Linked DNA regions of Homo sapiens: region 1 is linked to region 2. A link is a contact called in ENCODE Hi-C or POLR2A ChIA-PET data. All regions are on one chromosome and are shown on one strand. The core of a region is the stretch at or near the end of the contact, and the rest is flanking DNA. Distances in the headings are between cores, read along the strand shown. Region 1 holds the start of RING1 (ring finger protein 1). Region 2 holds the start of HCG24 (HLA complex group 24).

Region 1 (3,320 bases), core at 757-3,256, 65 kb after region 2:
CAGACTATATGAGAAAGCAAGTAAGGGGAGTCTGGAGCCACTGGGAAGGGCAGAGGTTCCCAAGGCCAGGGACAGAAGTGGGTACCCCCTAGCCCATTTGTGTCTCCACCCATGCATCTGTCCAAATGTTTCTGCCCCTCCCAGGAGGTCTTTTCATGTAACTGCCTCAAGGACCCTGGACTCTGCTCACCCCCCCACCACTCTGCCTGGCCTCCTGCTGATGAGGACTCTAAGTTCCCAGGATACAAAAGGGGTGGCAGTGTATGGTTCAGGAATGCTGAATATGGGAAGCAGGGGTGCTTGTGACCCTAATAAATTCCAAGTCCTCTTCCCTGCCACCTCCGGCTCTTCTTGTGTCCAAGCCCTCAGACCCTTCCCCACCTCCCCCTCCTTTCCCTTTCCCGAAGGATTGTTCCCTTTCTCTGCCTGGTCTCCCAGGGCAACCCCCGCCGCCGGGTGTGAGAGGAAAGAGTATGTGTCACTGTGTATGCGTGACACTCCGGGTCTTTTTGAAGGGAGGGGTTCGTGCGTCACCCCTTTCCACTGGTTCTGCAGCACCAGTCCCCTCCCCCCAACTCCCTGGGTTCTTATGGTCCCCAAGGGTGATTTGTTCATGGCCCCATCTTGGTGTCCAGTCTGGCCTTGAAAGGGGGTCTTGGAACAGGTGGCCCTCCCCCACCCCTCTCCTTTCTCTGAGTCCCCCCCTCCCCTTTCTCTCCACCTTACAATAGCTGCAGCCGGCCTGGGGTCGGATGGGGGGGATTAGGGGAGGGGGCCAGGATTAGGGGAATGAACCAGCCGATGAAAGGGGCTGGAGAGAGCAGGAGGGAGGGGGCTGGGAAGAGGAGGAGGAAGGGGAGGGGGGTCTGCGCTAATCGACTCTGGCGCCCACATAAGGACTGGCCACGGACTGAAGGAGAGGACAGGGAAGTAGGGGGGAACTGGGGTGGGGGGCGAGGGCACCCACTGCTGCCTTGTCCCAGGGACAGGCCACCCCCTGGCAGCCGCAGCCCAAGTCCGGGAGCCTCAGCTCGGGCGGGGACAAGATGCCCATCAGGGTCTCTAACTGCCCCCCACCCCCTCGCCCTGTATCCCTCTCATTCCCTACACTCAATGGGGATCGCTCTGCCCCTTCCTCTTCTCTTTCCTCCCCATCCCCTTCGTTTACTCTAGAGTCCTCGAAGAGGCTTCTGCCCACTTCCCACTCCAGACATTCTGCCCCTGTGTACCCCACCCACACGCGCACCCCCCCTTCCCAATGGGAGCTCCATCTTGTGTATGTCCCTGTTTCCGCGTGGTGTCTCCATTCCCCCTTTCCTCCCGTGCGCCTCCCTCCCTTCCCCGCCCCGGGCCGCGGCTCCTGATTGTCCAAACGCAATTCTCGAGTCTATGGCTCCGGCCGAGAGTTGAGTCTGGACGTCCCGAGCCGCCGCCCCCAAACCTCGAGCGGGAGAGCGGGTCGGAGGGTCTAGGGAGAGCCAAAGCAGAGGGTGGAGGGAGTCCCCAGGGTGGTAAGGGGAATCCCGGGCACATCGGGACCTAGGTGTGTTCTCAGGACTAGAAGGCTAAAGCGGCAGATCTTTTGCAGCCTTTTCCCCCGGGATCCTGGAATGGGGGTTACGGAGAAGTGAGGGGGGTTGATCCCCAGAGTCGCCAGGGTACGCAGAGTGGGGGAGGTAGCCCTTTTCACGAGCCCTCTGTCCCCTCCTGGGGTCCCAGATATTCCAGGCCCCGGCCCCCCGGAGCTGAGGCCCCGCGTGGGGGCCTCTGGAAGGGAACCGAGGCTAAGGTTGTTGGCCGCGCGACGGTGCTGGGCCGGGGGCGGAGACCGTGGTTCCCTAAGTGGCGCAGAACTCCCGGGACGCAGGATCCTCACGCGGGACGAGCCCGTCCCGTGGGCGGGAGAACCGCGGCGTCCACGTCCCGTCCCACCCGCGCCGCGAATGGTGGGTGACGTCTCCGCCGGCGGGGGGAGCGGGTGTAGCGGAGGAGCAGGCGGAAGTGACGTAGGGCCCCAGCGCCCGGGCCATGGCGGCGGCGGTGGCGGGAGCTGCTGTCTGAGCAGCGGTTGCGGACCGAGCGAACTTGGCCCAGGAGCCCGGGCCTAGGGAGAGGCGCGGCGGCGGCGGGAGCGCGAACGGCTGGAGCTGGGTGAGGGGCAGTGCCGGCGCGGGGGCGGGAGCGGGGGCGGAGAGGGGCGCTTCTGGAGGGGCGGGGTCTACGCGAGGGGCGGCCCCCCTGACGCCCTCCTCCCCTTCCCCCCACCCCCAGCCTTCTTCGCCTTCTCCTCGGCTGTGGAGCCCTGGTGGGGGGTCTGCGCCCGGTCACCATGACGACGCCGGCGAATGCCCAGAATGCCAGCAAAACGTGGGAACTGAGTCTGTATGAGCTGCACCGGACCCCGCAGGTGACAGGCATTCTCCCTTTCAGGCTTACCCCCTCCCCCAAACCCTTATATCCACAGACCGCATCACACAGCTTCTTTTCCGTAATTTGCTCTATTCTGCCTTGCCTGGCCCTACCTTTGAATCACCTTAATCTTTCCAAAGCACTTTCGCATTTAGCTCATTTAATCCTCAAAACAGCCCTGCCAGAGAGGTGGAACAAGTATTATTATCTTCATTTGAAAGATCACAAACACAAAAATTACCTTCCCTGTTCCTCATTCAGTGTCATAAGTCAGTGCACATAAGACTCACTTTGGGAGTTTATTAAAAGCAGAGCTTCATGCCCCCCAACATTCTGATTCAGTAGTGAATTGGGTTCTCAGAATCTGAATTTTTAACAGGCACCCTATGGGGTTCTAATACAGGTAGCACCAGGACTTTAAAAAATTTTGTTGAATAGTTTTTCCCAACCACAGATTTGTGCCATCTTCACTCCTAGGCCACTTAGCCACCTCAGATCCTCCTATTCCAAAGCTCCTACTCTTAGTTAATGGACACTAAAGTCTGTCTTTTCTCCATTTGCTCCAAGTCATCAGTCCTTCTCTTTCTCAGAATTCTTGTCTCCTATAGAGACCAACATGGGTCTTCTCACTGTATTTCTCAAAATTCTTATTTTATGGGCTGCTGTTTCTAAAACCCCTTTCCCTCTAACCCACACCACCTTTCTACTCACTGATGCCTTCAGGAAGCCATAATGGATGGCACAGAGATTGCTGTTTCCCCTCGGTCACTGCATTCAGAACTCATGTGCCCTATCTGCCTGGACATGCTGAAGAATACGATGACCACCAAGGAGTGCCTCCACAGATTCTGCTCTGACTGCATTGTCACAGCCCTACGGAGCGGGTAATAGGAGAGACATGTTTGAGATGA
Region 2 (3,417 bases), core at 300-2,799:
GAAACGAAAAGCCACAGGAATCACTAAATCATGTGCCAGAAGTAGGGATATGAAGGAGTCCAGAATACCCAACGTGGAGAACTGGGGCATCAGTGACTGCAAAGGTAATGAAAAATGAAATAATCGAGAGAAGGTAAGATGTTCTGTTTGGAACATGCTTAGTTTGAATTTCTGTGGGAACAAATGGAGTTAATCTGAGGATAGTGAGCTAAATGGTTGGGTCCCAGGGTACACTAGGTTAGTGACACAGACTGGAAGGAAGCTCATTATAAGTGAAGTTCTAAATTTGGATCAGGTCACTCAAGAAAAGTACATAAAGTCAGAATAGCAAGGGTCTGAGTGTGTGCTCCTGCATCCAGACAAACACAGACATGAAAAAAGAGGCTGAAAAGGAGAAGACTAGAAAGTAGGAGGAAAACAAAGAGGAAGTGGGTTCATAAAAGACAACAGACAGGAGAAAACATCCAGGAAAGAGGAGCGGACGCATCACAAACACACTCATGACACACAAGAGATAGAGACAGAGAAGTGATCACTGGTTTGGGTTGTATAAAGGTCACCCTGAGAGCAGCATCAGAGACATGGGGAAGAAAAAGGGAGAATGCAGTGGGTTGAAGACTGAATGAAATGAGAGAGAGTCACTAACGGGCTGGGTGTGGTGCCCCACACCTGTAATCTTAGTGCTGTGAGAGGCTGAACAGGAGGATCACTTGAGGCCAGGAGTTTGAGACCAGCCTAGGAAATACAGTGAGACTCCATCTCTAAGGGGAAAAATATATATATATATATATATATATATATATAATTATCCAGGTGTAGTGACAGACACCTGTAGTCCCAGTTACCCAGGAGGCTGAGGTGTGAGGATCCCTTGAGCCTGGGAGTTCAAGGTTGCAGTGAACTGTGATCACGTGATTGCACTCCAGCCTGGGCAACAGAGCAGGACCCTGTCGAGAGAGAGAGAGGAGAGAGAGAGAGAAAAGAAGAAGAAGAAAAAGAAGAAGAAGAGGAGGAGGGGGAGGGAGAAAAGGAAGGAAGGAAGGAAGGAAAAAAACCCACATTGCAGACTCCTATTTGAGGAAGCTGACCTCTACAATCTACGAGAGAATCTCCAGAGGAGGTTGCCAAGCCCTGGCTCTTCTCTCTTCAGCGAGAGGACGTGGGGGAAAGGAGACATTTATGAATCTCTTTGAGTCTCAGTCTTTTCATTTCTAAAATTGTGTTAATAAAAGCCTTTCTGAAAATGGTGTTGTGAGGAAGGACATGAGGTTTGGCACTTAGGGGGTGTTCAGTAAATGGTGGTTATTATTGTTAGAATGAGAGAAAGCAAAAGAGAGCCTCAGGCAAAACAGTAAAGAACAGAGAAAACAGAACAGGAAAGAAAACAGCATCTGTGGGCTCCAGAAGCGCCCAGAGCCCCCACCCTCCCTCGCCCACCTGCGCACTCACCCCTGATGGCCCAGGTTCCGAGAGGCTAAGCAGGGCAGCCAGGGCCATGGCTCACAGGAGGATCCTGGCTCTGCGCTGGCTCCTTCAGTCTTTAGGGTGTATTGCAATGGCCACTGTGCGCCAGACCCCAAGGAGAAAATGAGGCGGCGCAGGGACGGAGGAGCTCCGAATCCAGCACTCCTTTCCCTACCCCTGTCCAGGGAGAAAGGCTGGAGATGAAACAGCCTGATGGGGCTCAACCAACCAGAATACATCAGAAGGGACGCCTCTGTGGCTGGGGAAGGAAGATGCTAGAGCTGCTGGGAGGAAGTGGGAGAATTGTCAGGCACCAGCATGGCCCAGGAAGCCCCTGACTACTGCAGAGTGTAGGGGTAAGTGAAGAAAACGAAAATTAGGACATCATAATCGCCTTCTTCTTAATGAGGAAATACATTACGCAAGTTGGGATTTTTTATTTGTAGTTACTTCTGTGAATGGATGATATTTCTTCACAATTTTACATTGATTCTTTGCATCATAAAGGAATTAATTTGTTACCATTTGATATTATATTGACTCTTTTATAGCTATGATAATTTTGGAGAAAATCTTTGATGTTTTCAAACATATAAGGAGAAGGAAATAATATTTAATTATTTAATTAGTAATTATTATTTTATTTCTTCTTCATATAAAAATGTGGTGAGGCTGGGCGCACAGCTGAATGAAATTTAAAAGAGTCAGCTGGGCATGGTGGCTCATGCCTGTAATCCCAGCACTTTGGGAGGCTGAGGCGGGTGGATCATCTGAGGTCAGTAGTTAGAGACCAGCCTGGCCAACATGGTGAAACCCCATCTCTACTAAAAATACAAAAATTAGCTGGGCATGGTGGCACGTGCCTGTAATCCCAGATACTCGAGGGGCTGAGGCAGGAGAATTACTTGAACCCAGGAGGTGGAGGTTGCAGTGAGCCGAGATCACACCATTGCAGTCCAGCCTGGGCAACAAGAGCAAAACTCCGTCTCAAAAAAAAAAAAAAAAAAAGAATGTGGTGATACAAAGAACCCCACTTTAAATTTTATGTTTAAGAACAATTTCTTTTTCTCCTTTATTTTCTGTGTGTGTGTGTGTGTGTGTGTGTGTGTGTGTGTGTGAGAGAGAGAGAGAGAGAGAGAAAGACAGACAGGGTCTCATTCTGTTAACCAGGCTGGAGTGCAGTAGTACGATCTCAGTTCACCATAGCCTGCACCTCCTGGGCTCAAACAATGCTGCCACTCAGCCTGCCCAGTAGCTGGCACCACAGGCACATGCCACCATGTGCCTGCATGTTAATTCATGTACTTCCTCTTTCCCAAGTTCTCTAGTTTATAGCATGTCCTTTCCTGAGGAACATAAATCACATGTTATTGTCTGCCTTTCATCCTGAGAGGAAGGAGATAATCACATGGCCATTTTATGCTTGAAGGATTTGGTGATCACTGGGTCCAATGAAGAGCCTCAGGATGAGTCAGTGTGGTTTTACCCAGGCATGGAGAAATTAACTTCTTGATGATGATCAAGTCTTCTTATTAAATAGGAGTGCAACTGATAGAGGATCTTCTTACATTTGCTTTATTTCATGGTGCTGCCCAAATTCATGCTGTACCCTCAGCAGCAAGGAGTGGGACCATTACTCCTGGCGTTCCCAGATGGAACAGACACCAAGCCTGGCTTTGCCACTGAACACAATACAGGACTGATAAAGGTCAGTTCTTAGGAATATGCTTCCCAAATGTAGAAATCAACATAAGATCCCAATTTTAAATAATAGGTATAATAGCATAATATATTATTTTATTTTATTTATTTAGAGATGGAGTCTCACTCTATCACCCAGGCTGAAATGCAATGGCATGATCTCAGCTTACTACAACCTCTGCCTCCAGGGTTCAGGCGATCCTCCCATCTCAGTCTCTAGAGTACCTGAGAGCTAATTTTTTGTTTTTGGTA

Evidence for each region. A loop is a pair of places that touch in the nucleus more often than their neighbours do. ChIA-PET counts read pairs that join two places held with the same protein, here RNA polymerase II (POLR2A). Pooled maps may share reads with other maps.
Region 1: a map of endothelial cell of hepatic sinusoid shows a loop between it and region 2 (3-fold over the local background). The contact joins the promoter of RING1 here to the promoter of HCG24 in region 2. A Hi-C loop is called at or near these places in 2 of 168 maps with a recorded cell type or tissue (endothelial cell of hepatic sinusoid and posterior vena cava) and 4 of 50 pooled maps. POLR2A ChIA-PET finds 5 or more read pairs at or near these places in 9 of 52 experiments (GM12878, HEK293, HEK293T and 6 more).

What each region holds. Positions count from the first base shown.
Region 1 is chr6:33,206,494-33,209,813 of GRCh38, forward strand. RING1 (ring finger protein 1) reads left to right here and starts at 2,007. Exons shown (of 7, transcript NM_002931.4): 1 at 2,007-2,151; 2 at 2,272-2,407; 3 at 3,133-3,293. The coding sequence starts at 2,330. It overlaps MIR219A1 (microRNA 219a-1), which reads left to right and starts at 1,342; the gene lies at 1,342-1,451. It overlaps HSD17B8 (hydroxysteroid 17-beta dehydrogenase 8), which reads left to right. Exons shown (of 9, transcript NM_014234.5): 9 at 145-338. The coding sequence ends at 161.
Region 2 is chr6:33,141,775-33,145,191 of GRCh38, forward strand. It overlaps HCG24 (HLA complex group 24), which reads left to right and starts at 1,550. Exons shown (of 3, transcript NR_138084.1): 1 at 1,550-1,820; 2 at 3,080-3,172. LOC105375021 (a long non-coding RNA gene) reads right to left here and starts at 1,660. Exons shown (of 5, transcript NR_190905.1): 1 at 1,450-1,660.